2 separate regions of the Homo sapiens genome follow, and region 1 is linked to region 2. A link is a loop called in an ENCODE intact Hi-C map of the cell type or tissue named here. Cell type or tissue: MCF 10A. All regions are shown on one strand. Each heading gives the region's core, and the rest is flanking DNA. Links, peaks and the distances in the headings are about the cores only.

Evidence for each region. Peaks named below come from ENCODE experiments on the same cell type or tissue, not always from the same donor. Only the 100,000 strongest peaks of a DNase experiment are listed, where the experiment ranks them.
Region 1: a loop joins it to region 2, with 25 times the contacts of the local background. A loop is called at or near these places in 13 of 110 quality-filtered maps.

Annotation. Positions count from the first base shown.
Region 1 is chr4:117,133,555-117,141,913 of GRCh38, reverse strand. No RefSeq gene overlaps it. Among named protein-coding and RNA genes, the nearest start is that of TRAM1L1, 52 kb to the right of the region's middle. In MCF 10A, for the core only: a CTCF peak has its summit at 7,398 (motif pointing left); DNase peaks (open chromatin) are centred at 4,573 and 7,393.
Region 2 is chr4:118,266,657-118,275,015 of GRCh38, reverse strand. LOC124900765 (a long non-coding RNA gene) reads right to left here. Exons shown (of 2, transcript XR_007058244.1): 2 at 8,245-8,359. Among named protein-coding and RNA genes, the nearest start is that of SNHG8, 7.9 kb to the left of the region's middle. In MCF 10A, for the core only: a CTCF peak has its summit at 4,394 (motif pointing right); a DNase peak (open chromatin) is centred at 4,385.

The DNA.
Region 1 (8,359 bases), core at 118-8,117, 1.1 Mb after region 2:
GTGAGATCATGTGGTATTTGTCTTTCTGTGCCTAGCTTATTTCGCTTAGCATAATGTCCTCCGAGTTTGTGCATATTGCCACAAATGACAGGATTTTAGAATTTCTTGTGGCTGAATAGTAGTCTATTGTGTATATGTGTAGACATACACCACATCACATTTTCTTTATCCACTTATCGGTTGATGAACAAGTTGATTGCAGATCTTGGTTATTGTGAATAGTGCTGCAGTAAACATGAATACAAATACCCTCTTGACACACTGATTTCATTTCCTTTGGACATATACTCAGTAGTTAAATTGCTGGGAACATACAGTAGTTCTATTTTTAATCTTTTGTGGAAACTCCTCGCTATTTTCCAGAATGACTGTACTAATTTACAGTCCAACCATTGCTGTGTAATGACTCCCTTTTCTCCACACCCTTGCCAACACTTGCTATCTTTTGATTTTTCATGATAGCCATTCTAACAGGAGTAAGGTTACACTCTTTTATAGTTTTGACTTGCATTTCCTTTATAATTAATGATGTTGAGAATTTTTCAAGCATCATTTGGCTACAATTTTATACTTTTGAGAAATGTCTATTCAGATATTTTGTTCATATTTTCCATATTTTATTAGGGTTATTTGTTTTCTTGTTGTAGAGTTGTTGGACTTGATTTCTTTATGCATTTGACTCTTGCACAACATGGTGGCTAGGGAAGCCAAAACCCAGCACATGTATGACTTTTGATGCCCCCAAAACTTAACTACTAATAGCCCATTGTTGACTGAAAGCCTTTCTAATAACATAAAGAGTTAGCACATATTTTATATGTTATATGTATTATATGCTGAATTTCATAATAAAACAAGCTCCAAAAAGAAAATATTATTAAGAAAATTATAAGGAAGAAAAAATGTATGTACTATGCTTTAAAAGGAAGTAGACCACCAAAAATTATTCATTCTCCTTGTGTTCGCATCGAGTAGGCTAAGCAGGAGAAGGATGATGAGAGGTTGTTGGTTTTGTTGTATCAGAGGTGACAGAAGTAGAAGAAAAAATCCACGTCTAAGTGTATGTGTAGTACGAGCCCATTTTATTTGAGAATCGAATGTATATTTTGGATGTTAACCTGTTAATAGAGGTATAATTTGCAAATATGTTCTCTCATTCTATGGGTTGTGTCTTCGTCCTGGTGATTTTTCCCTCTGCTGTGCAGAATCTTTGCAGTTTGATGTAATCCTATTTGTCTGTATTTGTCATTGTTGCCTGTGGTTTAGTGGTTTTGTCCAAAAACATCTTTGCCTGCACTAATGTCATGGAGCTTCTCCCTTATGTTTTCTTCTAGCCGTTTTGTAGTTTAGATTCCCACATTTAAATCTTTATTTTATTTTGAGTTACTTTTTGTGTATGATAAGAGTAAAGGTCTAATTTCGTACTTCTGCATGTTAATATCCAGTTTTCCCAGCATCATTATTGAAGAGTATGTCTTTTCCCTGCTGTGTGTACTTGGAAACTTTGTTGAAAATCAGTTGGCTGTAGATGCATGGATTTATTTCTGGGCTTTCTGTTATTTTCCATTGCTCTTTGTATCTATTTTATGCCAGTACCATGTTGTTTTGATTACTACAGCTTTCTATTATATTTTGATGTCAGGAATGGTGATACCTCCATGGGGGTTTTATTTTTGTTTTTGTTTTTCTCAAGATTGCCATGACTGTTAGATCTTTCACAGTTTTATACAAATTTTAGGGTTGTTCTGTTTACTTCCTTGAAGAATGCAACTGGTATTTTGATAGAGATTGCATTACATTTGTAGATCACTTTGGGTAAATGGATATTTTAACAACATTAATTTTGCCAGTCAATTAACATGGGATGTCTTTCCCTTTTTGTATTTTTTCAATTTCATTCATTAATGTCTTATAGTTTTTATTGTACAAATATTTCGCTTCCTTGGCTAAATATTTTTAGTCTTTTTTTGTAGCTATTGTAAAGGAAATTATTGTCTTTAAATCTTTTTCAGATATTACACTATTGATTTATAGAAATACTGCTGATATTTGCATATTGATTTCATATCCTCTAACTTTACTGAATTTTTCTATTAATTTTAATAGTTCTTGGTATAATATTTGGGGTATTCTATATATAAGATTATGCCATCTGAAAGCAAGAACAATTTGACTTCCTCCTTTTCTATTTCATTGCCTTATTACTCTGGTCAAGACTTCCAGGACTATGTTGAATAGTCTTGTTCCAGATGTTAAAAAGGAAGTTTTCAGCTTTTCTTAGTTCATTGTGATATTAGGTGTGATTTTGTTATACAAGGTCTTTATTATTTTGAAGGTCTATCCCTTCTATATCTAATTTGTTGAGAGTTTTTATTATGAAAGAATGTTGAATTTTATCAAAATTTTCTGTGTGTATTGTAATGATCATATAATTTTGTCCTTTATTCTGTTGATGTGATGTATCACATTTATTGATTTGCATATGTTGAACCATTAGTGCATCTCTGGTACAAATTTCACTTGATTATGGTGAGTAATGCTTTTGATATACTGTTGGATTTGGTTTGATAGTATTTTGTTGAGAATTTTTCCTCAGGGATATTGGTCTGTAGTTTTCTGTTTTTGTTGTGTCTTTATCTGGTTTTGCTAGCAAAGTAATGCTGGCCTCATAGAATGAGCTCGGAAAAATTCCCTCCTATTCAATTTATGGAAGAATTTGAGAAGCACTGGAAGTGAAGCAGTGAAGCCATCTGGTCATGAACATTTCTTGGATAAGTGACATGGTTTTGTTGTGTCCCCACCTAAATCTCATCTTGAGTTCCCACTTGCTGTGGAAGGGACCTGGTGAGAGGTAATTGAATCATGGGGGCAAGTCTTTCCCATGCTGTTCTCGTGATAGTGAATAAGTCTCACGAGATCTGATTGTTTTAAAAAGAAGGGCTCCCCTGCACAAGCTCTCTCTCTTTGCCTGCTGCCATCCATGTAAGACTTGACTTGCTCCTCCTTGCCTTCTGCCATGATTGTGAGGCTTCCCCAGCCACATGGAACTGTGAGTTCAATTAAACCTCTTTCTTTTGTAATTTGCCTGGTCTCGGATATGTCTTTATCAGCAGCATGAAAACAAACTGATACAATTAGAGACTCTATTATTGATTCACTGCCATTATTCATTATTAGTCTGTTCAGGTTTCCTGTTTCTTCATTATTTAATCTTGGTAAGTTTTATGTGTCCAGGGATTTATCTATTTTTTGGTCATTCAGTTGTTTTGGTGTACAGTTGTTAATAATGGTACCTAATGATACTTTGTGTCTCTGTAGTATCTAATGTAATGTCTTCTTTTTTGTCTCTGATTTCATTTATTTGGGTCTTCTCTCTTTTTTCTTGCTTAGCTGAGCCAAAACTTTGTCAATTTTGTTGTCCATTCAAAAACCAACTATTAGCTTGATTGATTGTATACATTTTATATCCATTTTATTTATTTTTCCTTCTACTAATTTTGGGTTTGATTTCTTTTTGTTTTTCTAGTTCTTTGAGGTACACTATTAGATTGTTTATTTGAGATCTTCCTTTTTTTTTTTTTTCTGATTTTGTCATTAATGGCTAATAACTTTCCTCCTAGTACTGCTTTGGCTGTATCTCATTGGTTATTTTATGTTGCATTTCCATTATTATATGTCTCAAGAAATTTTTAAATTTTCTTTTTAATTTCTTCACTGAACCACTTGTTGTTTAGGAGTGTATTGTATTTCTCAATTTTCATGTATATATATATATACATATATATATACATATATATATACATATATATATAGTGTCCTGAGATTTTTTTTATTATTGATTTCTAGTTTTATTGCATTGTGGTGAGAAAAAAAATATTGGATATTAAATCAAATTTTTGAAAATGTTTGAGATGTGCTTTGTGGCCTACCATATGATTTCTCCTGAAGAATGTTCTGTGTGCTGTTCAGAATAATATATATTCTGCAGCTGTTGGTTGGAATATTCTGTAGATATCTATTAGGTTAATTGGATCTAAAATGCAGTCTAACTCTACTGTATCTCTGTTGATTTCCTATCTAGATAATTTGTCCATTACTGAAAGTGGGGTGTCCCCTACCATTTGCTTTATATATTTAGGTGTTCTGATGTTGGGTGCATATATATTTACAATTACTATATTATCTTGTTGAACTGACCCTTTGATAGTTATACAATGACCTTATCTTATATTATATTATATATATTATAATATTATATTATATTATATTATCTTGTTGAATTGACCCTTTGATAGTTATACAATGACCTTCTTTGTCTCTTTTAACTGCTTTAGATTTAAAGTTTATTTTTTTGAGTTCAGGCACAGTGACTTACACCTATGATTGCACTTTGGGAGACTGAGGTGAGAGGATCATTTGAGCAGAAGAGGTTGAGACTAGCCTGGGCAACATAGAGAGATCTTGTCTCTACTAAAAACATAAAAATTAGTCAGGCTTAGTGGAGTGTGACTGTATTTTTAGCTACTCAAGAGGCTGATGATGTGGGAGGATAACTTTAGCCCAGGAGTTCATGGTTGCAGTGAGTCATTATTACGTCACTGCGCTCCAGCCTGAATGACAGAACAAAACCCTGGCTCAAAAAAGAAAGTCTATTTTATGTGATATTAGTATGACATATACTACTCTTTCACTTTACATTTGCATGGACTATCTTTTCTCATCTGTTGGCTTTGTCAATATGTTTCTTTAAAGATGAGATGAGTTTCTTGTTACCAACATAGGTTTGAATCTTCTTTTTTAATCTATTAAGTCACTCTCTCTTTTAAATAGATAATTTAATCCACTTCTGTTTAACTATCAGTAAGCAAGGCTTTACTACAGGGATTTCTTACTTGATTTTTAGGACATTTTTGTAGTTTTTTTTTTTCCTATTTTCGTTGTCTTACTTAAAGTATAATAAAAAAATTAAAAATAAGTAAATAAATAAATAAAAACGATTGGTAACCTTTGATCTTAGTCTACCTGGATACTTTTATTTTTCTCTATTGGTTTTGCAAAGTTTTCTGATACTGCCTATTTGAATAATCTTTCCAGACCTTTGGAATTCCTCAGTCCCTCTTTAACCCCGATAACCTGAGTATTTACTCCTGATGTTGTCTCATAGTTCCCATAAGCGTTCTTTGTTCCTTTGAATTTTCTTTTATTTTTCCCCTGGCTGTGTATTTTCAAACAGCCTATCTTTGAGCTCACCATTTTTTCTACTGTTTAATTGATTCTACTGTTGATTCCCCCACTATTGCATTTTTTAATTTTTTATTGTAGTTTTCAGCTCCAAGGTTTCTGTTTGATTATTTCAATCTCTTTGTTAAGTTTCTCTGATAAACCACTGAATTGTTTCTTTGTGTTTTCTTGAAGTTTGGTGATTTTCCTTAAAAGAGGTATTTTTATTTCTTTTCCTGGCAGATCATACATATTGATTGCTTTAGGGTGGATCTTTTGTGCATCATTTTATTCAGTAAACTCATAGTTCTCTCAATGGTCTTAATGATTGTGGTTGAACAACAACATCTGTGAACTGGAGAATTAGGTATTTGTTTCAGTTCTCACAGTCTGGCTTTTTTTTATGCCTGTCTTTTCAGAAATTGTAAGCAGGGTGCTTATTATTTTCTCTGAGCCCCTGGTCACTCCTGCTGGTTTAGTACAAGATGACATCCTAAGTCCCTAAAGAATGTTGTCTATCCTGCTTGGTCTGAGTTTCCATCTGAGGTCAGTGCAGGTCCAGAGGGTTTACCCATGGTCTCTGGTTTGTACTCAGGTGCTGAAGATCTCTGTCTGGTGCTGGGCTTTCCCATGTAGTCCAGGCTTTAAACTCCAAGGCAAGATTTTGTGCCACTCATTCTCCCATGTGAACAATGTCTCTTTCTTTGCTATTCTGACTGGGGTTGGAGAAGAATGGGGTGGGCATTCTCATGGCTGCCACAACCACTATAATGCTAGGCCCACCTGAATCCCACAGTTACTGAGACCAAAGCAGCACAGAGTAATGTTCAAGGCCCATGTTGTCACCAAATGCCTGATGCTGAGGTTTATTTGTGGTTTGAGACTGCAGCAGATGGCCAGCAGTAATGTGAGCCAGAAAGAGTCTATTTCAACAAGGCCACCATTCTCTACCTGGAACTGAGGCAGGGATAGGATTTCTGTCCACAGACATGTGTCTTGGGTCAGGAGCTGGCAGCTTCTGCCTGGTGTTGGATTTCATTGTGATTGGCCTGGCACTGAGTTCAAATCAAAGTCCTGCACTCACTTTCTTCTCTTTCCCCCAAGTGGAATGGGTCTTTCTCATTGCTGTGCTGTTTGGAGTGGGGCAAGCAATGATCCATGCAAGATAGCTTTGTCCCTTCTACCTTCTTCAACGTGACTTTTCTTATAATTATGCCAATACCAGGTACTGTGATCTCTTAGCTGTTTCTGAGGCTCTGGTGAAGATAGTTTTATTCATGGATAGTTGTTAAAATTGATGTTTCTATAAGGAAATGAACACTGAAAGGTCTTATTCTGTCATTTTGCTTTTCCTCTTCACCAATATTTTAAAAATAAGGCAGTTTCTATCTGTTCAGCTACTGGCAGGTATTTCTTATGGGGATTGGAATACAGAGATCTACACTAGCAGGAATTTTTCCTCAATCATAATATGTGGTTTATGTCATTGTGTGATTGTGGTAATAGTGGTGTGCATGTGTGTGCGTGCATGTGTGAGTGTGTGTGAGAGAGATAAAAAGATATTTTTAACTTTACTTCTTCTAAGTTAGCAGATATTTGGAGCTACAGATTGAATACCACTCATAATTACATGCTTTAGCGTGTCTTTACCTTCAAATTGCTTTCTGCAAAAATGATACCATTATGGATTTTCAGAACACTTACAAATTCTATTATTATAATTATTATTTACAAAATATGACTTTTATAATTTTTTACATGCATTGATCCAATTGATTACAAGATTGTGGAATATCTTTTAAAATATTATGAAGTAATTTTTAAATGAACTTTCCATTTCTTTTGAATTATCAGCTTTCTCTCTGGTCATATTTTTGGCTTCTTTGTTTCAGGTTTACCATTTTATTCTGTAGCTTTTATAAACACAAAGTCAAACAAAGTCATTCTCAACTCCTTTCTCCTTTACTTTCCTGCTACATGGATTCTAGAAAGTGAAAGTATTTGACGTCTAAGCATTCCTTTCAGCTAGCACTGGCCACATATCACAGATCTTGCCATGTGATGTAGGAAGAAATCTCTGTGGGAGCCTTTTCTAGATGATTAAAAGAAACTAGGCACCTTTTTCCCCATTCTTTCTTTCTGCCTGGACAACAACTGTTGTTCCTGAAGCTGCATTGCCACCATGAGGCCACAAGGGAAAAGTGTAAAATGACAAGTACTTTAGAAAAAATACAGCATTCTGAGTCCTTAATAACACGCTTAGAAAACCGTACCTTCCTGAAAGAACTGTCTTCTTACGTTGTTTTCTGTGACTAAAAATAATTCTGTCTGTATTATGTTGGTGATTGATGGATTTTCTGTGACCTGAAGTTATAGAGGGGGTTTACTGTTTTATGCACAAAATTTTCTGGGAAACAACTCTATTTTCAGCTCTAAATACTTTTCCAGCCTAAAAATTAACCACCCTTGTACATGTTTTGTGTTCTTCCGGGTACCTGGTACTGCTTATTGATCATAGCTTCCTCTCTTTGAATATATTCTGGGTCAGTATTTCTTCCACTCTGTTCTTAAAACTTTGTTTTTTTAACATTACTTAAAATAATGTGTTAAAGTACCATCTCTAGTGGGCTCATTTTTATTATGTTTGCTGCTCATATACATATGTGTGTGTGTGTGTGTGTGTGTGTGTGTGTGTTCCAATAACACCTTATTGCTCCCTATTTTTTTGATCCATATTTCTACATGGTATCATTTGTTACTGTATGATGGATTTCCTTTGACATTTCACATAATGTTAGTCTGCTGAAAGAGTATTATTTTAGCATCCTATATTTTAAAGATGTTGATTTTGTTGTTGAACGATCTTTTTACTGAGTATAGAATTCTAGATTGATAAGTGTTTTTTTTAAATATTTTTCTCCACTCTCTTATTGCTTTCATTGTTTTGAAAAAGAATTCGGCTGTCAGCCTTATCTTTGTTTCCCTTTATGTAATGTGTCCATCTTCTCTGGCTGTTTTTAAGGCAATCTATCAATAATTTTGAGCAATTTGATTATTTTGTATCATGGTGTAGTTTTTTAAAAACATTTTTGTACTTGGTTTTGATGAACTTCATGGATCAGTGCATATATAGTTTTTC
Region 2 (8,359 bases), core at 103-8,102:
TTAAGATGCATCTCAGTTCTTATTATTTTTTATAGTAATCTTTCTTTTAGAACATTAGAAAATATTGGTCTCATCTCATTTTTGCCATCCTTAATACTTATTCTTTGTACTGTACATTAAAAAAAATTCTCATGACTAAATAGTGAGTTTCTACTATATCCCAGGTCCTGTCATAGATGCTGTGGCTAGAAAGAGTAAACAAAATAGAATTTAAAAAAATTTCATGGAGCTTACATTTTAGTGGCAGAAAACAGATGCAAATAAGAGTATTAGAGTTCTATCAGAATCAGAACTACTAGGAAATACATATGATTAAAATCATATATGTAGAATCTGACCTTACACAATTGTGCAGTGGAGGGACCAAGGAAAATTGGCATCTACAAGAATGAGCTGTAATCCATGAGAATGAACTAGAATCAGGACCAATCTCTTCCTGGTTTCAAGGGTTTAGCTTTGATGATGGAGGTGATCTGCAAGAGAAGCTGATGCCCTTTGTCACAGACTTAGGGATTGTTGAAGTTGAAACAGAAGATCTGGGATGACTGAAGAAGCTATAGATCTGGCTACTGCCCCACACTTACAAGACAATTAGTAGATAAGTGATAACTTGCATGATCTGCAACATTGCCTGATGCCCCACACTGACCTTCCAAGTGTAAAAAGTGTATGCTGCTTTACTTTGATTTGCCAGGTCTCATACAAAATGTCTCCTGTGGTCTTTCTGAACGTGGAATTATTCAGGGAAGGGAAGGGAAATGTAGGACTAGCTTAGCTAAACTAAAGTAGAAGCCAATCACAATATGTAAATTATATGGTATGTTAACGTCAATGAGTGCTGTGGAGAAAAACAGCACAGAAGATGAGAAGTGTTTGGAAGGTAGGAATTACAATTTTAAAAAGGTGTTCAGGGGAAATGTCATTCAGAAAGTGACACAAGGTCAACAATTTGAAGAACATGAGGGAGCAAAACATGCAGACATTTGGAAGAGGAATATTCGAAGCAACCAATGCTTTCTCATTGGGGCCATACTTGATACAGTAGGCAAAGTTCCCAGTGACCTCACCTCATGTTATTCCTTCCTTTATGTAATCTCTTGAATGGCAAAGTGGTGAAATGTGAGACCAGGTATTAAAACCTGACTTGTGTTTTGCTACCACTTCCTCTTGTGTCTTTCTGTATTGCTTGCTTTGATCTAGCAAGCTGCTATGTTGGAGAGGCCCATGTGGCAAGGAACAGAGTTGCCTCTGGCCAACATCCCACAAGGAACTGAGGCTATCAGACCAGTAGTCCATGAGGAATTGAATTCTGTCAACAACCATATGAATGAGCTTGGAAGTGGATCCCTACCCAGTTGAGCCCTGAGATGACTATAGCCCCAGCTGTTGATGGCAGCCTGGGAGGGACACTGTAGCAGAGGATCCAGCTAAGCCACACGTGGATTCTTGACCTACAGAAAGTGTGTGAGATAATAAATTCTGTTGTAAGCTACTACATTTTGGGATAATTTGTTATGAAAGAATAGATAACTCAGCTTGGCATGTTCGAAGAATAAAATTTGGACCAGTTTGGCTGGAATGAGGTAAGCAAGTAGGAAGTGAAGTTAGAAAGGTAATGATAGGCTACCTATGGCCTTATAGGTCATTATACAGTTTTTAGTTTTTTTGGAATAAGTTGGATAGCCTTTGGAGAGTTTTGAGTAGAATGACATGATCTAACTTAGGATTTACATGTTCTCTCTCAAAGCTCTGTTTAGAAAAATTCTAGGGTAGCGATGGAGATAATGGTAGAGCAGGGAAAACAGTTAGGGTAGTGCAATAATAAGATGAGCTATTGGTGTTGGGTTAGTGGTAGCAGTGAAAGAAATAAATGATTCAATTCTGGAAATATTTTTATTGTAGAGCTGACAGTATTTGCTGACAGATTGGATATAGTAAAGTATATAAGATAAAGGGATTCTAGGCTATGAGAAAAATGACTAAGGTTTTTGGTGATTTGCTGAGATGGAGACTGCAGGAAGAGCAGGTTTTCGGGGAGAAGTATTTAGGAGCACAGTTTTGTATGTTATGTTTGAGATGCTTTTTAGGCATCCAAGTGGAAGTGTTGAGTAGAGAGTTCAATATATGAATATGGAGGTCTGGGGAGAGGTTTGGCCTGAAGAAAGAAATATGTGAATTGTCAAACTATGGATGGTATGTAAAGCCATGAGATCAGATAATTGTACCAAGGGAGGAAGGATAGATAAAAAGTAGGATAAGAAGCCAGGTGCAGTGGCTCACACCTCTAATCCCATCCCATCACTTTAGGAGGTTGAGAGAGAAGACTCTTTGGAACCTATGAATTTGAGACCAGCTTGGGCAAATGGTGAAACTCCGTCTCTACAAAAAATTTTTTTAAAAAATTAGCCAGGTGTGGTGGCACACACCTGTAGTCCCAGCTACTCGGGAGGCTGAGGCAGGAGGATCGCTTGAGCCCACGAATTCGGGGCTGCAGTGAGCTATGCTCATGTCACTGCACTCCAGCCTGAGCATGAAACCAAGACCCCATCTCTTAAAAAAAAAAAAAGAAAGAAAAAAAGAAAATAGGATAAGAAACTGAGCCTTGGAGCCTGTCAATATTAATCTACCAGGAAAAACAGTAGGAACCTGCAAAGGATGTTGAGAAGTAATTTAAGGAGAAAAGCCAGCAGAGTGTGATACCTTAAAAGTCAAAAAAGTTTTTCAAAAGAAAGTGGTCAATTGTTTATGATACAAGTAGGATGGAAGTTGAGAAATGACCATTGGAGTTAGCTATATGAGGGTCACTTGGGACCTTGTTGAGAGTAATTTCAGAGAGAACAGGAGAAGTATTGGAAATCATGGATTCGGAACAACTATTTTGAAGAGTTACACTGTAAAGAGGAAGAAAAATGCAGCAATATCTGGAAAGGGATGTGGGATCAAGAATGGGTCATTTTTAAAGGATAGGAGAACTTAAAGTATGTTTGTATTCTGATGGGAAAGATCCAGTAGAAATGGAAAAACTGATGATGCAGCAGATATGTGATGAACTGCTTAGGAAATGAGATGGGATCTAGTGCACAAAAGTAGGGGTTACCCTAAGATAATAGTTTAGGCAGTTCATCTATAGAAATAGGAGTACATGGGTACAGGTGCTTGTGGATGAGTGGGTGGTGTGAACTTTGAATGTTCTCATCTACTAATGTTTTTTTCCGGGGTAATAGGAAACCAGGCCATCAACCGAGAGTGAGGATCGGGGAGAGAGTGTTGGAAATTTGAGGAGAGAGGAAAAAATATAATTAGGAGATGGCATCAATAGACTTGGAAAAGTAGTGGGTTTCCCCGGTCACATTAGGAGCTCACTTGAGTTCTTGTAATGAATTCAAAGTCAAATCTCTAGCATGATTGTGTATTTTCTCTTCATCATGCTCAACTGCATAGGTGCTGGTATGGAGCTGACAGGGAGTTGGAGTTAACCAAGTTGCAGTTTGCCAAGAGAGTGAGCAAAGTGATAGAAGGGAAAAGGAATGCATGCAAGGGACTGGTTATATTGATTTACCATGACATTTAAGTTAGACAAGAAGAGATGCTAATACTTGAGAACAGTGAGGGACATTGATAATGTGGTTTAAGTTGGATCCATGAATTTTGAGGTGATGGTGATCCAAGAATTTTGGAGCTGGGATTTTAGAGTAAGTGTTTGACATTGTGAAACATTTATAATATAAATTTATTGAAAAGTTTGGCAAGCAACATTGTGAGCCTTTTATGGTTTAGCCTGAAAAATTGGATTGCCTATGTGTTCTATGATCTCAAACTGGCCTCCAGCACTTTAAGAGTGAACGCCTGACTTGGTTGTAGAAGCTTGCACGTCAGTGAGATTCTGCACTTATGTTTCATTAAATATTTAACATCTCAAAAGCTTGACTTTTTCTTTCTTTCGAAGATGGCTTGTGGTACTTGCTTTAGTCTATTTCCTAGTGAGGCTTTTTTTTTTTTTTTGGGCTTACTTGCCTTTATGCAAAATAAGAGTGTTATTTATTTTAACATTTAATATGGCATATTAAAAGAGAAGATCTTGTTTTGGAGTATTCATAAACTAACAATTTAAAAACATCTAATGCTTTCATCCCATATCAATTAAGATAATTTGAAAATTTAATGATCACTTGTTAAAATTCTCCTTTTTCTACACACAATATAGATTACAGATGTCTTAGGATGTCAAACATTTACTCTAGTACCCCAGCTCCAAATTACTTTGGCCCATTATCCATAAGCATTATAAATATCTGTATTAGTGGGAAGATAAGCTTACGTTTATGTAAAACTTGATGGAACGAAACAAAATCACATGAAACAACAGTTTTTATGTGGCCACTAGATGGCTCTGTTACACTATTATTTAGGTATATGTTTAAATCCCTTTGAATTTGTTACCTTATTATTTAGGTATGTGTTTAAAGCCCTTTGAATTAAATACATTTGTTCATTGTGCATGCATGTATTAATGTATATGTGGATAATAACATGAAAATGTCAGCATATCTAGTATCTCTAAAAGCCTATCCTCTGGACTCTAGTTTTATATGATGAATGTCTACAGTGAATATTGAAAACTTCAGGTTCTACCAGAAAGGAACAACTTTCTCCAGATGCATATTCTAAACATACCATTGGAATACACCAGACCTTTTTAATATGTGAACTTGATATACAGATTTTTAACATACTGAATTCATCAATTAGAGATTTAATTCATTTCCTACTGTCTGAAGTAGTTAATACACTGTTAATGTGTTGTATATCAAACTAGACAATGATTCTGTTGGAGAAATAAAATATTTCTGCCCAGTCTACTGGAGGGCAAGAATGTAGTCATATTCATCTTACCTGCAGTAGTACTTTGGAACATGCTCAATGAAACGTTTGTTGAATGAGGAAGCCAGGATGATAAAAGTGAAAAAGAATTCTGGGAAATTATACATAATGTACAGAAGGAAAAATGAATGCAGGGTAGTACATTTAAGCAAAACTGGCAAACTTTTTTGAATGTAGCTTAGTATATTACGGCAAAGTCGACTAACTCTTTTGGCCTCAGGCACATCTTACCTCTCTCTTTGCCAAAAAGTTTAAATTAAGTCTCCCCGCTGCAATAGGACTATATTTCAAATTTTATAATGGAAATCATTTCAGAGAGAAAAATTCTATGGCAAACTTTGAAACTAATTCCTATTAGTTAGTATTTATAACTGGAATAGGTCTTCACTGTCTCTACCAAAAAATACAAAAATTAGCCAGGCGTGGTGGCAGGTGCCTGTAATCCCAGCTACTCAGGAGGCTGAGTCACGAGAATCACTTGAACCTGGGAGGTGGAGGTTGCAGTGAGCCGAGATTGTGCCACTGCACTGCAGCCTGGGTGACAGAGTGAGACTGCATCTCCAAAAAAATAGAAAATCAAAAACGTAAAATAAAAGACTTCAGATGCTATATAAGAATAAATCCAATTTAAGTTAAATGATGAGAGCACATAGACACATAGAGAAGAACAGTACACACTGGGCCTACCTGAGGGCGGAGGGTGGGAGGAGAGAGAGGATCAGGAAAAATTACTATTGGGTAGTAGGCTTAGTACCTGGGTGATGAAATAATCTGTACAACAAACTCCCATGAAACACATTTACCTTTGTAACAAACCTGCACATCTTGCACATATACCCCTGAATTTAACATAAAAGTTTTTTTAAAAAAACATGCTATGGCTGATACATGCTATAGATGAAACTCAGAACCATGTCACTAAGTGAAAAGAGGCCAGACACAAAAGACTACATACTGTATGAATCTATTGATATGAAATGTTCAAAAAAGGCAAATTTACAGTGACAGAAAACAGATCAATGGTTGACTGGGGCTGGGTTGGGGGCAGGGCTTATCTTCAAATGGGCATGAGGAACCCCGTCTATCAGCCTTCTATCTGGGTGTCAGAGATCTTCTGACATCAGATCGCCATGATGGCTATTCAATTCCATTAATGACTCAGCAGTTATGAGATGTACACTTCACCTGGGTGAGTTTTACAGTAGCTAATCATACACCCTCAAAAGGTCTATTTAAAAAGTCATAAATGAATAGATTAATTTCCACCTTCCTGGACAGTGCTCAACCAGCCTTTCCATATTCACTCTTTAAAGTTCACTCTGTCACCGTGTATTCTACCTGTAACCTGTTTCTGGATTCTGCATGCTAACATTGCGTTGAGAATTGTGCCTCTTTATTCAGGAATATGATTGGTCTATAGATTTGTTTTCTGCCATCTTTGTAAAATTTCAAACAAAAAGTTTAAAATAAATGTCATACTTACACTATAGAGAGAAAAATAAATATATTTCATCTCCAAATGAACAATCATTAAAAAAACCTTCAACTGAATATGTAAGACGTGTTAGTAGTTATTTCTTAATTATATAAGTAAAACTATAGAAAACTAAGTAGAATAGAACCAGATAAGTGACTTTTGTATTTCTCTAATTTAAAACCCTTTTATCAGGATGATAATTTATGTAAATGGGCAGTATTTCTTAGAAAACAGAAGGTCTAGAAAGAAATCTCTGCAATTGAGGACTTAAATTTGATAAAAGCCATACGAATTTTGAAATACCCACCATTCTTTATAGCACTGAACAGAACTTACTGAAAAGGACTAAGAAAGTAAATTATATAAAATAACACAAAAGGGTTCTGAAAATAATTATTTACAGTATCTTTTTTTTTTTTTTGAGAGTCTTGTTCTGACGCTCAGGCTGGAGTGCAGTGGCAGATTTCGGCTTACTGCAACCTCCGTCTCCAGAGTTCAAGTGATTCTCCTGCCCCAGCCTCCCAAGTAGCTGGGATTACAGGCGTACGCCACCACGCCTGGCTAATTTTTGTACTTTTAGTAGAGACGGGATTTCGCCATGTTGGATAGGCTGGTCTCCAACTCCTGACTTCAGGTGATCTGCTCACCTCAGCCTTCCAAAGTGCTGGGATTACAGGTGTGAGCCACTGCACCTGACTACAATTATTTACAGTCTCTAAGGGAGATAGTAGTAATGGTGATAACTAATGTTTATTGAGTACTTATGTGCTCATTAACTCATTTAATCCTAACAATTGTATGAGCGCTATACAATTATTGTCTCTAATTTACAGATGAATAGATTGAGGCACAGAGAAATAATGTAATTAACCTAAGGTTTGAAGTGGATTTGAATGTAGTCTCACTGGCTCAGAGCCCATGCTCTTAACTGGTGTTGTGTGTAAAGGGAGAAAAATGATACTAGGTATAAAATAAGTCTGAGCTTTGCTACTTGTGTGACCTTGGGAAAATTATCTATCCATTCCAAACCTGTTTCCTCATCTGTAGAAGGAAACCAGCAGTATCTTCCTTTTGGTATTATTGTTAGGATAACTTATAAGAATTATCTGGTAATTATCATTTAAAAGTTAGAGGTTTTGTTTTTTTGTCCTACATTTAATAATTATTTTGCTAATTTTAATTATTATTTAAAATTGAATTTATTTTTTGTTATTTAGAAGACAGTTTTAAGTCTTTGTATGATTGGGGAAATATATATTTTTGTTAATCGAATTTATTGATTTTTATGAAAAGTTATACTTTTTTCTAGCACTTAAATATAAGAACATATGTATGTTAAAACTGTCATGTCTTTTCCAGTTACTTATTGTGAAATTAATTCAACAAGTATTTATTGAGCACTTATTATTTCAGAGACTAGACCCATCGATGTGGGGATATATTGATGAAAGAAAAGACAAATAGTTTGCTTTCGAGAAGCTTATTCAAGTAGGAGAAGACAAAAGATCTAATAAAATTGGTAAACTACAGAATTAGTTATAAGATTTTAAGTGCTATGGTTCAAAAAAGATTAGTTCGGAGTAATAGGAATCAGGAGTCAGGGAAGGGAGGAAGGGGTGAAATTTTATGTAAGGTTGTCAGGGTAGGCCTTATTGAGAAAATGACATCTGAGCAAAGACTGAACTACAGTGTAGAAGTTAGCCACGTTGATATTTGTGGGCATGTTAACATGAATGTCTTAAATAAGATAGTCAGCAAGGGAGCCAGTGCAACTGTTGCAGAATGAGAGTTTGAAAAGAGGAGCTGCGGTTAGAAAGGTGATGAATACCACATCATGTAAGGCCTTGCAGGCCACTATAAGGACCGTAGCATAAAAAGTAGAGCTATTGCAGGAATTAAAGTGCTTTGATTTAATTTGTAAAAGGATTATGTCCGGACTTGGTGGGTTCTTGGTCTCACTGACTTCAAGAACAAAGCCACGGACCCTCCCGGTGGGTGTTA